Linked DNA regions of Homo sapiens: region 2 is linked to region 1. A link is an interaction called in ENCODE POLR2A ChIA-PET data of the cell type or tissue named here. Cell type or tissue: OCI-LY7. All regions are shown on one strand.

Region 1 (4,000 bases):
CAGCAGTGTGAAGAGGAAAACAGTGACCAATGGGCAAGAAAAAGGCCAGGCACAGTGGCTCATGTCTGTAATCCCAGCACTTTGGGAGGCAAGGTGGGCAGGCCACTTGAGGCCAGGAGTTTGAGACCAGCCTGGCCAACATGGCAAAACCCCATCTCTACTAAAAGTACAAAAACTAGCCAGGTGTGGTGGTGCACACCTATAATCCCAGCTACTCAAGAGGCTGAAGCACGAGAACTGCTTGAACCCAGGAGGCAGAAGTTGCAGTGAGTCGAGATCGCGCCACTGCACTCTAGCTTGGGTGACAGAGCAAGACTGTCTCCAAAAATAAAAGGGAGGGGGGAAGGGGGCAAAGAAAAATTCCTGTACTAAAGACTATGACACAACCAAAAAGTAAACTGACAGGTGTATACTAAAATCCTCAAGCAAGGCAAATTGATCTTGGTGATATATAATTCCAAGAACTCCAACCTTAATTTTCTTCCTGAAATATTTTGTCTTTTGGGTTTTCATTTTTAGGGATATTATGTCTAATTTCACCATGAAAAATACAAGTAGGTTTCACTTCACATAAATTGTTTTCAAGAGAAACTATACTCTGAAAAGTAAAAGATATATTTTATAAATGATTTTTCACTGAGAACATAGGGAAAGAAAATGAGTTTTACACCAGGGAGAATTGTACTCAACCCTCTGGCCCTGCTACTAACTTGTATGACCTTTGTCTTCATTTATTTACCTTAAAATACATTTTTTAAGAACTGGCATATAATAGGTACTTTTTCTATTTTTATTTTTTGAGACAGAGTCTCACTCTGTCACGTAGGCTGGAGTGCCAGTGATGCAATCATGGCCAACTACAGCCTCAACTCCCTAGGCTCAAGTAATCCTCCCACCTCAGCCTCCCAAGTAGCTGGGACTACAGGTACATGCCACCATGCCCAGCTAATTATTGTAATTTTTGTAGACAGGGTCTCTATGTTGACTAGGCTAATCTCAAATTCCTGGCCTCACGCAATCCCCCAAGTCTTGGCCTCCCAAAGTGCTGGGATTACAGGCATAAGCCACCGTGCCCAGCTAAGCGGTACTCTTAACAAATGGCTATTGGTATGATTATCAAAGGGATTGCTAGCTATATAAATTTTTCCCAGGAGGGCCTTTGGGCAATAAAACTACATGTTACTATGCCAGAAAATACTTGACCAGTTAGGTTTCATAGTTCCTATGGAATTCTTGGTTCTAAGGATATTTGTGTTTAGTAGAAAGAGCTTTAAATAAGAAAAAAGAACACTTCTTTTCAGGTATTTAATTTTCTTAACTTCCAAAAGATAGAAAATACTACCTGGCATATCTCACACTTAATACTCCACAAGCAGATATATATGTTCCTTCGTCAGACAGAATTGTGCTTTCCTATATTTCCATAACTACGTACCAGAAACTGGCCAGCAATACTTGAAATTGCAACTTGGGCTATCCAACCATGGTGGTATGATGCAAGAGCAGCTTACTCCCCCTGATATTTAAGAGGCATATGCTGTGCAAGAGCTAGAAAATCAGCCAGCACCACCTAACCACAATGTGCTATTCTCACTTCCTCTCTGAGTCAAGTTTGCTAATCAACTCCTCAAAGAAAGGCCATAGTGATATTCCATCAGGTAAAAGGGAAGAGCACAGGCTTGTTCTCTTTAAGGCTGGGACAACTGCCAGGACTTTTCTGAATAAGACCTACTCTTTATGTGTATCCTTGCAATCATAAGATGTAGAATGTAAATGAATATACAAGCTAGGAATGGTTTCCTTAAAAAATGTGAAGTGCATATTCTCTGCTTGAAGGAAAGAAGACAGGAAATAGCATCCAACCCAACTACAGAGTAACTTAACAGCAGTCAGATTCAGAAAATGTGCTAACCCAATTTTCAGGCACAATTTTCTGGCCCTTCAAAGGCTGGAAATAAATGCAAGCATTCTGAGCTTGATTTCTCTTGGGAATGGCAGAGAAAGTTAAAGTTTTCTCCAAATTAAGCTTCATTTATCTACTTACGTTCTTAGAAACTGTAAAAGAAAATCAATATAAGTTTTTCAAAATACATACACACAACTATATATGCTGTGTATATGAGTATACATAAACTGTCTTTCATTAGAAATGAAATTTTAAGGAAGGTGGCCAACAAATCTAACATTAAAAAAATAAGGAAACAGGCTAGGAGTGATGCCTCACACCTGTAATCTTAGCACTTTGGGAAGCCAAGGCAGGCAAATCACTTGAGGTCAGGAGTTCAAGATCAGCCTGGGCAACATGGTGAAACCCCGGCTCTACTAACAATACAAAAATTAGCCAGGCGTGGTGATGTATGCCTGTAAGTCCAGCTACTTGGGAAGCTGAGGCATGAGAATTTGCTTGAATCCAGGAGGCTGAGGTTGCAATAAGCCAAGATCGTGCCACTGTACTCCAGCCTGGGCAACAGAGCAAGACTCCGTCTCAAAAATAAATAAATAAATAAATAAATGATAAAAAATAAAATATCAAAAAATAAAACATTTAAAAAAGAAACAATCATGCCTAGATAACAGAAAATTGGAAAAAAGAAAGCCATACGTTATTGTGATAAATTCTACAACAAAATTCAAAGCCATTTTCAATTTCTCAGTTATTGGAGTATTGCTGCTATTATTAACAATATCTTCATTACTTAATACATTTTGATTCATCGTTTTTTGGTTATTTTTGTTGTTGTTGTTGTTTGTTGCTGTTGCTGTTTGAGACAGAGTCTCACTCCGTCACCCAGGCTGGAGTGCAATGGCGCCATCTCGGCTGACTGCAACCTCCGCCTCCTGGATTCAAGCAATTCTCCTGCCTTAGCCTCCCAAGTAGCTGGGATTACAGGTGCATGCCACCACGCCCGACTAGTTTTGTATTTTTAGTAGAGATGGGGTTTCACCATGTTGGCCAGGCTGGTCTTGAACTCCTAACCTCAGGTGATCCTCCCATCTCGGCCTCTCAAAGTGCTGGGATTACAGGAGTGAGCCACCATGCCCAGACTGATTCACCAGTTTTTAAGACCACTATCCAAGGACAACTCTGTGAGGCAGACCGAATTAGTTCTGTTTTATATGTGAAAAACTGAGAAAAATATGTTAAGTGACTTATCTAACAGTACAAAACTAGTTAATGTGACAGCCAAAACTGGAACATAAGTCTTCTAACTCCTAGATCTTTCTACTAATCCAGTGGTTTCAAATTTTATTTTACCCCCAGAATCTTCTTTCAAACTAATTTTTTGTAGAATCCCACTAATTTAACAGATAAAACTGGAGCTCCTCCAACTAAAATGGCTATTAGGGCCAGAGCCATGTATATTTCAGTTGGCTTCTCCCTCCCCCATGATGGGCTTTGAGACTTCTGGGTAACATCATAACTCCAAGGAGCAAAATGTAAACCATTAAAAGTTATCTCCCTAATTGCCCAAGGAAATCCATAAAGTTCTAATCCAAATATGAATAAGACTAATAACCAGTAAAATGATACCTCTCGCAGCTACCATATCTAAGACTTTCATAATCATAAATATATATTAATGGAAATAAAAGTTATATCCCATACATACCATTCCAAAGATCATGGCCACATAGAGTTTACTAATTACAAAACTGCTCCTATGCACTGTGTGACAGAATGGGAAGGAGCTGGGCAGGGTGTATCCCATTTATTTGGCAATATTACCATCTCGTTTATAATTCTACCTAAGCTATTTGTTTCCCAAGTTAAATATAGATACCTTCCTTCAAATAAAATCTTATGCAGAGAGCATCTTATGAGCTATTCTATTGTAGTTAAATGAGGCAGGGGGCAGGCAAAGCCAGACAAGCCTCTCCAAAGCAGCCCAGGCCTCTTGGAACATTACGACAGAGGCATGACTAGCAAAAATAAAGGATTATTTCCAAGTTTCCAAGTGGTTCTTGAAATGCAAATGGTAAAGAGCATACACTGTTGATG
Region 2 (4,000 bases), 230 kb before region 1:
CCTTTGAACTGGTGTTGCCATCTTGCTGCTGTCATAATCAGTGAGCTAAACACATCTTTGACAAGGGCTCACTTATGTTATATTCTTCACTATTTGAAAATTATATTTGACATCCTTAACACAGTTGTAGCAGGCTTTCAAAATGACTTTGCTAAATATGAAAGAATGGGAATAAACAGAAGAAATTTTAAAAGTATAAAAAAACCATCTCATCCATCCAGCTGCCCACTCACACCCTCAGACATCTCTAAAGTTAGACCATGAAGCAGATCAGAATTTGCTCTGAAGCCATTTTGAAATCTGGGGTTTGACTTTTCCACCAGAGGATGGGCAGGACTGTCGAGGATAGCTGTGGGCATGTCCTCCCTCTTCTGGATCCCCCTACTGCCCCCCCAACCCCCCACCCCCGTCCCCTACTTGGATGGGACTTGATCTCTTCCAGTGCCCAAGAGTACAACCGCACCCTTACTCCTTAACGTGACTCAGATCTGACAGCTGGGAAATCCTCAGCCTCAGCAAGTTGCCCTTTCTGTTAACCTTTGCATCTAAATAGCTCAAGCTATGCATTCCTGGGGTTTTGTTCTGGTGGCCAGCTCCCATTCCCATTTCCTATTCCCACTGAATTCCTGTGCTTTGCACTGTGGCTGTTCCCTTCTCTTGGTCCTACCACTGGACCCTAGATCCCTCTTGATTTCTTGGAGCCGTAACTTGCCCAAAGCAGCTGTGTGCAGCAGATCTCTATACAGCTTTGGAGAGACGTTCCTCCCAACACTGCACAGCCACCATTTTCACATTGACTGCTAGAATCCAGAAGCATCCCTGCCATTTTGGATGTTTTGCTGGCTCTCCCTTCTCAGGCCTCACACTGGGCTACCTGCACATTAAGTCAGCCCCTCCACTTTCCTTCCTCTAAACCAAGCTTGTCAAACCCGTGGCCCAGGATGGCTTTGAATGTGGCCCAACACAAATTCGTAAACTTTCTTTTTTTTTTTTTTCCTTCAAGAACCGAACAGCAGTGAAAATGTTCATAAAATTTCTTAAAACATTATGTGGTTTTTTTTTTTTTTGAGTTTCTTTTTAAGTTCATCAGCATCATTAGTGTTAGTGTATTTTATATGTGGCCCAAGGCAATTCTTCTTCTAATGTGGCCCAGAGAAGCCAAAAGATTGGACACCCCTGCAAACCTTTCCACAGTCCCTCCCTTCTCTTCCCTGACCCTCTTTCCAGAACCATCTCCAGGAATTCAATATTCATCCTACCTTACTGGGCAGGACAATTCAAAATTATCTCCCAAAGGTCTCACATCCAAATACCCTCTTTGTGCAGCCCATTCTGCCCCGAAGCTGAGTCTCACCGTCAGCAACCCTAGGGGCCAGCAAGGTAATTTTCTAAACTAAGAACCATTTCCCCTCAACGTAAGACATTTCTCTTAGTAAGAAGTAAAATGTTCTCCCACTACACGTGAAAGAACAATACAAATATATGGCAAAATGGAGGAAGAGAAGAAGAATTTTTTTTTTTTTTAGTGTCACGTAGCTCCCTGGGAAACTGCCTTTAATTCACCATATTTATACTCTCTCTCAGAGCCCCAGAAAGACCTGGATTAAGAATTTCCCACGGCGAGGCACTGTGGCTCGCACCTATAACCCCAGCACTTTGGAAGGCCAAGGCAAGAGGATCACGTGAGGTCAGGAGTTTAAGACCAGCCTGGCCAACATGGTGAAACCCCCTCTCTACTAAAAATACAAAAATTAGCTGGGCGTGGTGGTGTGCACCTGTAATCCCAGCTACTCGGGAGGCTGAGGCATGGGAATTGCTTGAACCCAGGAGGTGGAGGTTGCAGTAAGCCAAGATCGCACCACTGCACTCCAGCCTGGGTGACAGACTGAGGCTCTGTCTCAGGAAAAAAAAAAAGAATTTCCCTCTAGGGAAGATGAGGTTTTCCCAAAGGCAAGGCAAACCTTTTTGGCACAGGTAATTTGTGTCCTAGTCCACTCATGTAGTCTAAGGGCTCTTAGCTGGGGACCCTCGGGAGACGCTGTCAGCAGCTACCGCAGTAGTCAGTACTGAAGCAGCTGCATGAAACTTGCTGAGGCAACAAAATGCCCCTGCAGTGGGTGTCAATTCATCATCCCCACTTTTCAGCCGGCAAAGAAATCCAGAAACAGTTAAACTGCATGTTGCAATTTCTTAAAATAGAACTTCCTAGTTTTAAGTTTCATCAAGCCTTCCATTGGTTTTACAGTATTATGCTTATGTCCTTCCCTCTCACATTGATTCTCCTTTTAATTATATTTTCTTCCTTTTTTTTTTTCTTTTTCACATCAGATGGATAATGTGCCGATGCCATAACAAGGTTTGAGGGAGGCACAGCTCACATGGGAACGCGAAAACCCAGGCATGATGCTTATGAACTACAGAAGGATCACATTGTCCCAGTGTTCACACTACTTTTAGGAGATTGCCCTCTGTGTGGAAAAGCTGGCCTAAGAAAGCTCTATGTTAACTTTGTTGCTGACTTTGATACTGGGGGCCACCAGACTGTAATTAGTCAATTTGGGCTGTTGTAACAAAATACTATAGGCTGAGTGTTTAAACAGGAATTTACTTCTCATAGTTCTGGAGGCTGGAAGTCTAAGATCAAGGTGCCAGCAAGTAGGTTTCATTCTGAAGCCTCTTCTCTTGGCTCACAGGCAGCCATCATCTTGCTGTGGGCTCACATGACCTCTTTGTGGTAGGAGAGCAAACTCTCTGGTGCCTCTTCTTATAAAGACCCCAATCTCATTATGAAGGCCCCACCCTCATGAGCTCATCTAACTCTATCTCCAAAAGAAAATACTACCGTATTGGGGGTTAGAGCTTCAACATGTGAATTTGGGGTGGGGGGGGTATAATTCAGTCCACAGCATAGGGTCTGTTTCCCAGTCTCAGCCTTTGGGGCAGTATCTTCAATTTCCAATCACATGATGTGAATTGACAACCAAGACCACAAGTTATGACTTAAACTCCACAAAGTTTCCCTCTTACATTCCATTACTAGAAACAAGGAAGCATTTTAAAAACTATTACCCTAGTTTTTTGCAGTCCTCTTAAAATACTTCACCAGATAGTAGATAGCAGCATTCTTTTGTATTTTGAAGTTTCTGCAGCATGGTCTTCTAAAGAAAAAGAGCTTCAGGCCAGGCGCAGTGGCTCATGCCTGTAATCCCAGCACTTTGGGAGACCAAGGCGGGCAGATCACCTGAGGTCAGGAGTTCGAGACCAGCCTGGCCAATATGGTGAAACCCCATCTCTACTGAAAATACAAAAAAAAAATTAGCAGGTGGGCCAGGTGCGGTGGCTCACTCCTGTAATCCCAGCACTTTAGGAGGCTAAGGCAGGCAGATCATGAGGTCAGGAGTTTGAGACCAGCCTGGCCATCATAGTGAAACTCCATCTCTACTAAAAATACAAAAAATTAGCCAGGCATGGTGGCGGGCGCCCATAATCCCAGCTACTCAGGAGGCTGAGGCAGGAGAATTGCTTGAACTCGGGAGGCAGAGGTTGCAGTGAGTCGAGATTGTGCCACTGCACTCCAGCCCGGGCGACAGTGCAAGACTCCATCTCAAAAAAAAAAAATGAGCCAGATACGGTGGCGGGTGCCCGTAATCCCAGCTACTCAGGAGGCTGAGGCAGGAGAATCGCTTGAACCCAGGACGGAGAGGTTGCAGTGAGCCAAGGTAGTGCCATTGCACTCCAGCCTGGGCAACAGGAACAAAAACTCAGTCTCAAAAAAAGAGAAAAAAAAAAAAAGAGCTTCATACTAGATAAAGGACGAAGATGACAGTAATTTCCTCTTTGTCACGATCTAAAAACATCACAAAATGCTACATGTTAAAATACATTAAAAATACACGACTTTCTTTCCACCTTTTGATATTTTCATTTATGAGCTATGATTCATAAGAATGCTCTGTCACTGGAAAAGCACAAAAATCAAATTCACTGTGGCATGTTTACG

The links. Peaks named below come from ENCODE experiments on the same cell type or tissue, not always from the same donor. Only the 100,000 strongest peaks of a DNase experiment are listed, where the experiment ranks them.
Region 2: POLR2A ChIA-PET joins it to region 1 with 11 read pairs; 3 of 35 experiments call an interaction of 5 or more read pairs at or near these places.

The regions. Positions count from the first base shown.
Region 1 is chr2:62,037,053-62,041,052 of GRCh38, reverse strand. The region is part of intron 2 of COMMD1 (copper metabolism domain containing 1); the gene reads right to left. Among named protein-coding and RNA genes, the nearest start is that of COMMD1, 130 kb to the right of the region's middle. In OCI-LY7, no CTCF peak of the experiment used is centred here; a DNase peak (open chromatin) is centred at 1,542; H3K4me3 peaks cover 1,170 bases; H3K27ac peaks cover 2,191 bases.
Region 2 is chr2:62,263,421-62,267,420 of GRCh38, reverse strand. It overlaps LOC105374761 (a long non-coding RNA gene), which reads right to left and starts at 3,196. Exons shown (of 3, transcript XR_940140.3): 1 at 3,070-3,196. LOC124906156 (small nucleolar RNA U13) reads right to left here and starts at 2,426; the gene lies at 2,323-2,426. In OCI-LY7, no CTCF peak of the experiment used is centred here; no DNase peak of the experiment used is centred here.